Linked DNA regions of Homo sapiens: region 1 is linked to region 2. Evidence: read pairs that join two places in POLR2A ChIA-PET (ENCODE). Cell type or tissue: Panc1. All regions are shown on one strand. Links, peaks and the distances in the headings refer to the core of each region. The heading gives the core; the rest is flanking DNA. Region 1 has its middle 4.3 kb from the start of DDX39A. Region 2 overlaps TECR (trans-2,3-enoyl-CoA reductase).

Region 1 (5,227 bases), core at 228-5,227, 130 kb after region 2:
TGGCTGAGGCAGAGAACTGTTTGAACCCAGGAGGCAGAGGTTGCAGTGAGCCGAGACAGTGCCATGCACTCTGGCCTGGGTGATAGAGCAAGACTCCGTTTCAAATAAAAAACAAAAATCATGCTACTGCATTCCAGCCTGGGCAACAGAGTGAGACCAAAGAAACAAAAAAACAAACCACCTCCCACCGTCAAAAAAAAAACAAACAAAAACAAATAGTCTCACCTTACTTCCAACCACATGGCCCTTGCACTGGCTGTTATCTGTTCTGGAATGCTTTTCTATCACATCTTTCCAGGGCTGGCCCCTTTTGCTCATTTAGTTATCTGTTTAAATGTAACATCTTCTGAGCAATCTTCCTAGACCACACCGACGTCATTTCTGGCCCTTGGCCCTGTTTGATTATTTTGCATGTTACTCCTCCCTGAAATTGCACAGAGCCTGTGCTACGTCCGTCTTTGTGAAAGGAATGAGTGGGCACAGTATGAGGTATCAGGCGAAAGGTATCCCAGACTGCAAAGGCTGGAGGGGGTAGCTGTCGCACTTCAGAGGAAGCAGTCAGTGTAGGCTTCCCTGAAGGGCAGGTACTGGAGTAAACTTGGGAAAGACAAGCTAGAAAACTGCAAGGTAGGCTGGGCACGGTGGCTCACGCCTGTAATCCCAGCACTTTGGAAGGCCGAGGTGGGTGGATCACGAGGCCAGGAGATTGAGACCGTCCTGGCTAACACAGTGAAACCCCGTCTCTACTAAAAATACAAAAAAAGGCCAGGCGCGGTGGCTTATGCCTGTAATCCAAGCACTTTGGAAGGCCGAGACGGGAGGATCACAATGTCAGGAGTTGGAGAGCAGCCTGGCCAATATGGTGAAACCCTGTCTCTACCAAAAATATAAAAATTAGTCAGGCGTGGTGGTGGGCGCCTGTAGTCCCAGCTACTCGGGAGGCTGAGGCAGGAGAATCGCTTGAACCTGGGAGGCAGAGGTTGCAGTGAGCCGAAATCATGCCACTGCACTCCAGTCTGGGCGACAGAGCAAGACTCTCTCAAAAAAAAAAAAAAAAGGACTAAGCGTAGTGCCTCAGGCCTGTAGTCCCAGTACTTTGGGAGGCAGAGGTGGGAGGATTGCAGAGGACAGGAGTTCTAGACCAGCCTGGGCAGCATAGGGAGAGCATCATCTTTAGTTATTATTATTATTATTATTGAGACAAAATCTTGCTCTGTCACCCAGTTTGAAGTGTAATGGCACGATCTCGGCTCACTGCAACCTCTGCCTCCCAGGTTTAAGCAATTCTCCTGTCTCAGCCTCCTGAGTAGCTGGGATTACAGGCGTGTGCCACCGCGCCTGGCTAATTTTTTGTGTTTTTAGTAGAGATGGGGTTTCACCATGTTGGCCAGGCTGGTCTTGAGCTCCTGACCTCAAGTGATCCACCCACCTCAGCTTCCCAAAGTGCTGGGATTACAGGCAGGAGCCACTGGGCCCAGCTTCTAGTTATTTTTTAATGATACTAAAGAGAAAGAAAGGAACAAAATGATGCAGTCTGATACCATTTGTATCAAACACACACACACACACACACACACATATATATATAAAGTGAAAAAATGTATAAAGTAAAGGAGGCTGGGCGGGGTGGCTCATGCCTATAATCCTAGCACTTTGGGGAGGCAGAGGCGGGAAGATTGCTTGAGCTCAGGAGTTCCAGAGCAGCCTGGACAACATGGCAAAACCTCATTTCTTCTAAGAAATACAAAAATTAGTGGGCCAAGGAGGTGGAGGTTACAGTGAGCTGAGATCTCACCTGGCACTATGGCCCGAGTGAAAGCCAGACTGTTTATTTTTTTCTTTTTATTTATATCATGTAATTTTATTTTTTGAAACGGAGTCTCGCTCTGTCGCCCAGGCTGGAGTGCAGTGGTGTGATCTCAGCTCACTGCAGCCTCCACCTCCCAGGTTCACAAGATTATTCTGCCTCAGACAACTGAGTAGCTGGGATTACAGGTGCCTGCCACCATGCCCAGATAATTTTTGTAGTTTTAGTAGAGACGAGTTTTCTCCATTTTAGCCAGGCTGGTCTTGAACTCTTGACCTCAGGTGATTCACCCGCCTCGGTTCCCAAAGTGCTGGGATTACAGGCGTGAGCCACTGTGCCTGGCCCAGACCCTGTTTGAAAAAAAATAAAAATTAGTCGGGCATGGTGGCAGGTGCCTGTAATCCCAGCTACTCGGAAGGCTGAGGCAGAAGAATCGCTTAAACCCGAGAGGTGGTGGTTGCAGTTAGCCGAGATCGTGCCACTGCACTCCAGCCTGGGGAACAAGAGTGAAACTCCGTCTCAAAAAAAAAAAAAAAAAAAAAAAAAGTAAATGGGAAAAATAAAAAGGGAAATGAAAGGAAATTTATATGAAGTAGCTTTTTAGCTTTTTTTTTTTCCTTTGGTAGAGAAGAGGTCTCACCACATTGCCCAAGCTAGTCTTGAACTTCCTGCCTCAGCCTTCCAAAGTTCTGGGATTACATGTGTGAGCCACTACACCCAGTACCTTTTCTATGTTTTGATATGTATAGATATCCAAATACCTACCATTGTAACATCACAAAGAAGATGAAGGTAAAAACAACAAAACAAATACTTAGCATTGTGTTGCAATTGCCTACAGTATTCAGACAGTTACACACTGTCCGGGTTGGTAGCCTAGGAGCAGTAGGCTTTATATAGCAGGGGTCCCCACCCCCACCCCTCCCTGGCCTTGTGGCCTGTCAGGGACCAGGCCACACAGCAGGAGGTGAGTGATGGGTGAGCATTACCTACAGCCTGAGCTCTGCCTCCTCTCAGATCAGCAACAGCATTAGATTCTCATAGCAGCTCAACCCTATTGTGAACTGTGCATGTGAGGGATCGAGGTTGCCCATTCCTTATGAGAATCTAACTAATGCCTGATGATCTGAGGTGGAACAATTTCATCCCAGAACCATCCACCCTCCTTACGTCCATGGAAAAATTGTCTTCCATCATTCAGGTCCCTGGTGCCAAAAAGGTTGGGGACTGCTGGGCTATACCACATAGCCTACACGTGTAGTAGCCATACCATCTAGGTTTTTTTTTTGAGATGGAGTCTCACTCTGTTGCCCAGGCTGGAGTGCAATGGCAGGATCTCGGCTCATTGCAACCTCCGCCTCCTGGGTTCAAGTGATTCTCCTGCCTCAGCCTCCTGAGTAGCTGGTATTACAGGTGCGCACCACCATGCCCGGCTAATTTTTGTATTTTTAGTACAGACAGTGTTTCACCATGTTGGCCAGGCTGCTCTCGAACTCCTGACCTCGTGATCCACCCGCCTTGGCCTCCCAAAGTGCTGGGAATGAACCACCATGCCCAGACCCATCTAGGTTTATCTAAGTTCCCTTGTCTAGGTCAGTTTGCATTGCTATAGAGGAATACCTGAGTCTGGGTAATTTATAAAGAGGTTTATTTGGCTCACAGTTCTGCAGACTGTACCAGAAGCATGACACTAGCATTTGTTTCTGGGAGGGCCTCGGAAAGTTTCCAATCATAGTTGAAGGGGAAGGGGAGCAGGCATTCCATGGTGAGACAGGAAGGAAGCCAGACCGAGAGAGGATAGCAGTGCCGTGCTCTTTTAAACGATCAGCAATCTCATGAATAGAAGGAGAACTCACTTTACCATGGAAATGTCACTAAGCCATTCATGAGGGATCTACCCTTGTGACCAAAAAGACCTCCCACTAGGTCCCACATCCAACACTGCGGATCACCTGTCTGCCTGCCTGGCTTCCTTCCTTCGTTTCCCCTTCCTTCCTTCCTTCCTCTTTCTTCTTTATTTTTGTTTTATTCTTTTTCTTTTTTCTCTTTTTTTTTTGAGACGGAGTCTCACTCTTTCACCCAGGCCAGACTGCAGTGGCGCTATCTCAGCTCACTGCCAGCTCCACCTCCCAGGTTCACGCCATTCTCCTGCCTCAGCCTCTCAAGTAGCTGAGACTACAGGTGTCCGCCACCACGCCCAGCTAATTTTTTGTATTTTTAGTAGAGACGGGGTTTCACCGTGTTAGCCAGGATGGTCTCGATCTCCTGACCTCGTGATCTGCCCACCTCAGCTCCCAAAGTGCTGGGATTACAGACGTGAGCCACCGCACCTGGCCTCTTTCCTCTTTTTTTTTTTTTTTTTTTTTTTTGAGACAGTCTCACTCTGTCTCCCAGGCTGGAGTGCAGTGGCACAAACATGGCTCACTGCAGCCCCAACCTCCTGGGCTCAAGAAGGATCACATTTCAACATGAGATTTGGAGGGGACAAACATCCAAACTGTATCAAACTCCATGATGTTCATACAATGACAAGATTGCCTATGGAGACATTCCTCAACATGTCCGTGTCATTATGTGACCCCATGACTGTAATTCTTGTAAAGGTGGGTGCAGTAACTGTTCAGTACGACTGTTTTTCTTTAGGGCATTGTTTCTGTACTGGGAGGAAAGGAGTTGGAGTGAAGCACAGGTGACTTCAACTTTTTTTTTTTTTTTTTTTTGAGACAGAGTTTCGCTCTTGTTGCCCAGGCTGGAGTACAATAGTGCGATCTTGGCTCAACGCAACCTCCGCCTCCCAGGTTCAAGCGATTCTCCTGCCTCAGCCTCCCGAATAGCTGGGATTACAGGCATATGCCACCACGGCTGGCTAATTTTGTGTTTTTAGTAGAGACGAGGGTTCTCCATGTTGGTCAGGCTGGTCTCGAACTCCCAACCTCAGGTGATCTGCCCGCCTCAGCCTCCCAAAGTGCTGGCATTACAGGTGTGAGCCACCACACCCGGCCGTGACTTTGACTTTAATTACAATGTGTTATTCATTTATTTTAGAGACTGGGTCTCACTCTTTCACCCAGGCTGGAGTGCAGTGGTGCAATCATAGCTCACTGAAGCCTCAAACTCCTGGGCTCGAACAGTCCTCCTGCCTCAGCCTCCCGAGTAGCTGGGAGTACAGGTATCAACCACCATGCTTGGCTAATTTTTATTTTATTTTATTTTATTTTTTGTAGAGATGAGGTCTCACTATGTTGCCTAGGCTGGTCTTGAACTCCTGGCCTTAGGTGATCACTCTTGTTGCCCAGTCTGGAGTGCAATGGTGCGAACTCGGCTCACTGCAACCTCCACCTCCCAGGTTCAAGCGATTCTCCTGCCTCACCCTCCCGAGTAGCTGGGATTACAGGCATGCGCCACCACGCCCGGCTAATT
Region 2 (5,481 bases), core at 264-5,263:
CAATGCCAATGTCTCTGGGCTCTCGGATCCGAGGCCAGGGCCAGGTGCAGAGGCAGCGGTAGCCCGGGACCCGGAGAAGCTGGAGCTGCTGTTCCCATCCAGCAGAGCCCCGAGCGAGCAGGTAGCAATCCAGCCTTGGAAGATGGTCATCGGACGCACGAGCTCCTGGCTTGGGCGAGCAGCCACAGCCATTCATAGAGGATGAATATGGCACAAGACAAACACAGTGGGAAGTTGGAGAACCTGGGTCTCAGCCCTGGGCCTGCCCCCCATTCTCAGTGGTACCCACAGCCTACACCCATCCCTGCGGTTGTGCCCTCAGGGCCTCCGAGGAGCACTGGCCCACCCAGAGCGACGCTGATCTCGCCCGTTTCATTCAGACGTGACATCTATCAGATGCTCACCCTGTACCTAGGACTATGCTGAGACTGCCACCCAGGCCTCACCCAGGCCCTATAAGAAAAAGACTGGGCCGGGCGCAGTGGCTCACACCTGTAATCCCAGCACTTTGGGAGGCCGAGGCGGGTGGATCACGAGGTCAGGAGATCAAGACCATCCTGGCTAACACAGTGAAACCCCGTCTCTACTAAAAGTACAAAAAAAGTTAGCCGGGCATGGTGGCGGGTGCCTGTAGTCCCAGCTACTCGGGAGGCTGAGGCAGGAGAATGGCGTGAACCCGGGAGGCGGAGCTTGCAGTGAGCCAGAGATTGCGCCACTGCACTCCAGCCTGGGCGACAGAACGAGACTCCTCTCAAAAAAAAAGAAAAGAAAAGAAAAGAAAAAGACTGTGATGCCTGTTACGTGGCTTGGAAAACTGGGGCTTGGGAACGAGGAAGCCCTCGCCCAAGGTAAGTAGCCTGGAAGTGCCCATGTGAGTGTCCACCCAGCTTGCTCAGGCCCAAAGCTCCTACAATAAAATAATGCCTCCATCCTAGAGAGCAGGGCTATGTGCAACAGAGAAAGGAAAAGGCAGGCCGGGCACGGTGGCTCACGCCTATAATCCCAGCAGTTTGGGAGGCCAGACTGGGAGGATTGCTTGAGCCCGGGAGGTCAAGGCTGCAGTGACCTATCATTGCACCACTGCACTCCAGCCTGGGGGACAGAAGACACGCTATCTCAAAAAAAAAAAAAAAGAAAAAAGAAAGAAAGAAAGAAAGAAAAGAAAAAGGCCAGGCGCGGTGGCTCATGCCTGTAATCTCAGCACTTTGGGAGGCCAAGGTAGATGGACTGCTTGAGCCCAGGAGGTCAAGGCTGAGTTATGACTGCACCACTGACTGCACTCCAGCCTGGGCGACAGAGCGAGACTCCATCTCAAAAAAAAAAAAAGAGAGAAAGAGAGAGAGAGAGAGAGAGAGAGAGGGAGGGAGGGAGAGAGAGAGGGAGGGAGGGAGGGGGAGAGAGAGAGAGAGAAAGGAAAGAAAAAGAGGAAGAAAGGAAGAAATAAAGAAATAAGGGTAAAACCAAACAAAAGAAAAACAAAAACAAAAAAACAAAAAACCCACCACCCTGGATGCGATCCTCCAGCAGACACCAAGAACTGAGCCTCTCTGCCTGGCCTGAGGACCCAGCCCGCTGGCCTCTGCCCCACAGCCTCACACAGCCAGGCTGTACCAGAGCAAAAGGTCTATCAGCAACTCATACCACAGCGGGGCCCAGGCAGGGTTTACAGCTGTGGCAATGCCTCCTGCATGTTTTCCTGTCACTAGCTAAGACAGCCAATGGGCCTAGAAAAGCAGGGGCGCGTCCTCAATGCTGACTGAGAGGCACTGCCACAGGGGGCGGTGTCAGACCTGCCTTGCCTGTCTGCTTCTCCAACTAGTAAATGGGTGTGCCTGCAAGACCATCTAACACAGGGACTGCTTAGGAATTAGGGAATTCCTGCAGCCTGTGCAACATGTCAAAACTCCTTCTCTACACAAAATATAATAATTGGCCAGGTGCAGTGGCTCACGCCTGTAATCCCAGTACTCTGGGAGGCCGAGGTGGGTGGATCACCTGAGGTCAGGAGTTCGAGAGTAGCCTGGCCAACATGATGAAACCCTATCTCTACTAAAAATACAAAAAAATTAGCTGGGTGTGGTGGTGGGTGCCTGTAATCCCAGCTACTCAGGAGCCTGAGGCAGGAGAATCGTTATGAACCTGGGAGGTGGAGGTTGCAGTGAGCCGAGATCGCACCACTGCACTCCAGCCTGGGTGACAAAGCAAGACTCCATATCAAAAAAAGAAAAAAAAATAGTGTCTTTGCAGATATAATTAAGGATCTTAAGATGACATTATCCTGAATTTAAGGTGGACTTAATAAGAGAAAGGAGTGTCCTCATAAGTAAAAGGAGCGGCCGGGTGTGGTAGTTCATGCCTGTAATCCCAGTACTCTGGGAGGCCAAGGTGGGCAGATCATCTGAGGTCAGGAGTTCGACACCAGCCTGGCTAACATGGTGAAACCCTGTCTCTACAAAAATTAGCTGGGCATAGTGGTACGGGCCTGTAGTCCCAGCTACGGGGGAGGCTGAGACAGGAGAATCGCATGAACCCAGGAGGTGAAGGTTGCAGTGAGCTGAGATCACGCCACTATACTGCTGCATGTGCAACAGAGCAAGACTCCATCTAAAAAACAAACAAACCAAAAAACTGACACTCCTGGCCGCTGGGGCCAGCCCTCAAGGAGCTCCAGTGTAAAGGCCAAACACTCAACTCCCCAGGTCCCAGACCCCCAGGGGATGGTCCAGAACTGCATCCCTGCACCCACAGCTGGGTGGCAGTTGGGGACGACACCTGGGTCTCTCTCCAACTCAGGGCAGGAAGGCGCTGTCGGACCAGGAAGCTGGAAGGGGGCCAGAGGCTGAGCCCTGCAGATACAAACTGACTGGAGGAGCAGGAGGAGCTCATCCGGGCCAACCCCCGACTGCCCGAGTCCAGCAGACAGGTTAGTCCACCCCCATGAGCTCAGCTTGCCAAAGAGCCTAGACTGGGATCTACGTGGCAGGCTTTATACACGCGGCGGCAGCTAACACCACCCGCCCACTCACAACCAGCCAGGCACGGAGGCTCATCCTCAACACGAATCATCTCCTTTACAATGTATTCATCCTCTTTTGCAGGTAAGGAAACTGAGGCTCGTTTGTTCACTGACACATGCCAGGCCCTGTTAAGGACTGTGGGGTTCAGCTATAGAAGGAGAGACAAAAATCCCTGCTCGCATGGAACTCACATCTTGGCAAAGAAAGAGTGACAATGAAATAAATCGCTATATGTAATATGTTCAAAGGTGACGTGCGACATGGAAAGAAGAAAGAAAGGAAAGGGGACAGGGAGTGGCAGTTGAAGGGGGCAGGTGTATAGTTTATTTTTTTTATTTTTTTTTTTGAGACAGAGTCTCACTGTGTTGCCCAGGCTGGAGCGCAGTGGCACAATCTCGGCTCACTGCAACCTCCGCATGCCGAGTTCCAGTGATTCTCCTGCCTCAGCCTCCTGAGTAGCTGGGATTACGGGTGCATGCCACCATGCCCAGCTAATTTTTGTATTTTTAGTAGAGATGGGGTTTCACCATGTTGGTCAGGCTCGTCTCAAACTCCTGACCTCGTGATCTGCCCGCCTAAGCCTCCCTAAGTGCTGGGATTACAGGCGTGAGCCACTGCGCCTGGCCTACAGTATTTTATAAAGAGGCCAAAAGCTGAGTGCAGGTCAGGTACGCTGGCTCATGCCTGTAATCCCAGCACTTTGGGAGGCCAGGGCAGGAGGATCACTTGAGCCCAAGAGTTTGAGGCCAGGCTGGGCAACATAGTAAGACCCTTATCTCTACAAAAACTTTTAAAAACTTAGCCGGGTTAGGGGGCCAAGGAGGGCAGATCACAAGGTCTTCAAGACTAGGAGTTCAAGACTAGCCTGGCCAATATGGTGAAACCCCATCTCTATGACAAATACAAAAGTTAGCTGGGCATGGTGGCGCATGCCTGTAGTCCCAGCTCCTTGGGAGGCTGAGGCAGGAGAACTGCTTGAACCCGGGAGGCAGAGGTTGCAGTGAGCTGAGATCGCACCACTGCACCCCAGCCTGGCGACAGAGTGAGACTCCATCTCAAAAAAAAAAAAAAAAAAAAGTCCAATTAAAGGTTGTGGAAATAATTCTGTGAAGGTAATGATGGCTTAGACAAATGGGTCAGCAAACTACAGCCGATAGGGCAACTCTGGTCTACTGCCGGCTTTTGAACCGACTAAAAATGGCTTTAACTTTTGTTTTATCTTTTAAAAAATACATGACGTTTTTACCTTTTTAAGCGGATGGAAAAAAAAAATCAAAGAAACCTATTTCATGATATGTGAAAATTAAATTCAAATTTTGGTGTCCATAAATAGAGTTGTATTGAACACGCCATGCTCACTGGATGTCATCTGTGGCTGCCACAGTGGTATCACTGCTGCTGAGATGTCTGAGATGGTTGGATGCGGTGGCTCCCGCCTGTAATCACAGCACTTTGGGAGGCCAAAGTGAGCAGATCACTTGAAATCAGGAGTTTGAGACCAGCCTGGCCAACATGGTGAACCCGTCTCTACCAAAATACAAAAATTAGCCAGACGTGGTGATGCGTGCCTGTAATCCCAGCTACTTGGGAGGCTGAGACAGGAGAATTGCTTGAACCTGGGAAGCGGAGGTTGCAGTGAGTCGAGATCGCACCACCGCACTCCAGCCTGGGCGACAGTGCAAAACTCCGTCTCTAAAAGAAAAAAAAGAGACGACAGAGATGAGCAGTGCTGCAGAGACCCTTAGGCAAAGCCTAAGATCTTTGCTAGCTGGATTAAGTTTGCCAACCCCTGGCTTAGGCCTGGTAACGGCAGTGAGGCTGATGAGAAGTGGTTAAATTCTAGAATGCTGAGCTAAGGGATGTGCTGACATTTGGACATGAGGCATGAGAGAAAGAGCAGAGTCAAACAGCTTAGGGCCTGGGTAACAAACAGGCCGGAACTGCCACCAAGGGGGTGGGGAAATGCAGGTTCAAGAGGAAAAATCAGAAGCTCCATTTTGGACATGTAAAGTTTGAAATGCCCATTAGGCCCAGGCACAGTGGCTCACACCTGTAATCCCAGCACTTTGGGAGGCCGAGGGGGCGGATCATGAAGTCAGGAGATCGACACGATCCTGGCTAACACGGTGAAACCCCATCTCTACAAAAAATACAAAAAATTAGCTGGGCATGGTGGTGGGCGCCTGTAGTCCCAGCTACTTGGGAGGCTGAGGCAGAAGAATCGCTTGACCCAGGAGGCAGAGGTGGCAGTGAACTGAGATCACACCACTGCACTCCAGCCTGGGTGACAGAGCGAGACTCCGTCTCAAAAAAAAAAAAAAAAAAGAAATGCCCATTAAACACACACATGGTTGGGAGGCCAAGGCAGGAGGATCCCTCGAGGCCCAGAGTCCAAGACCCAAGACCCAAGACCAACCTGGGCAACATCGCAAGACCCCATTTCTACCAAAAAAAAACAAAAGTA

What was found. Peaks named below come from ENCODE experiments on the same cell type or tissue, not always from the same donor. Only the 100,000 strongest peaks of a DNase experiment are listed, where the experiment ranks them.
Region 1: POLR2A ChIA-PET joins it to region 2 with 15 read pairs; 4 of 35 experiments call an interaction of 5 or more read pairs at or near these places.

The regions. Positions count from the first base shown.
Region 1 is chr19:14,421,068-14,426,294 of GRCh38, reverse strand. No RefSeq gene overlaps it. Among named protein-coding and RNA genes, the nearest start is that of DDX39A, 4.3 kb to the right of the region's middle. In Panc1, for the core only: no CTCF peak of the experiment used is centred there; no DNase peak of the experiment used is centred there.
Region 2 is chr19:14,547,825-14,553,305 of GRCh38, reverse strand. All of the region lies in intron 1 of TECR (trans-2,3-enoyl-CoA reductase), which reads right to left. It also overlaps a transcript of DNAJB1 not described here. Among named protein-coding and RNA genes, the nearest start is that of TECR, 21 kb to the right of the region's middle. RefSeq lists an enhancer at 1,126-1,625. In Panc1, for the core only: no CTCF peak of the experiment used is centred there; no DNase peak of the experiment used is centred there; H3K4me3 peaks cover 305 bases; H3K27ac peaks cover 1,906 bases.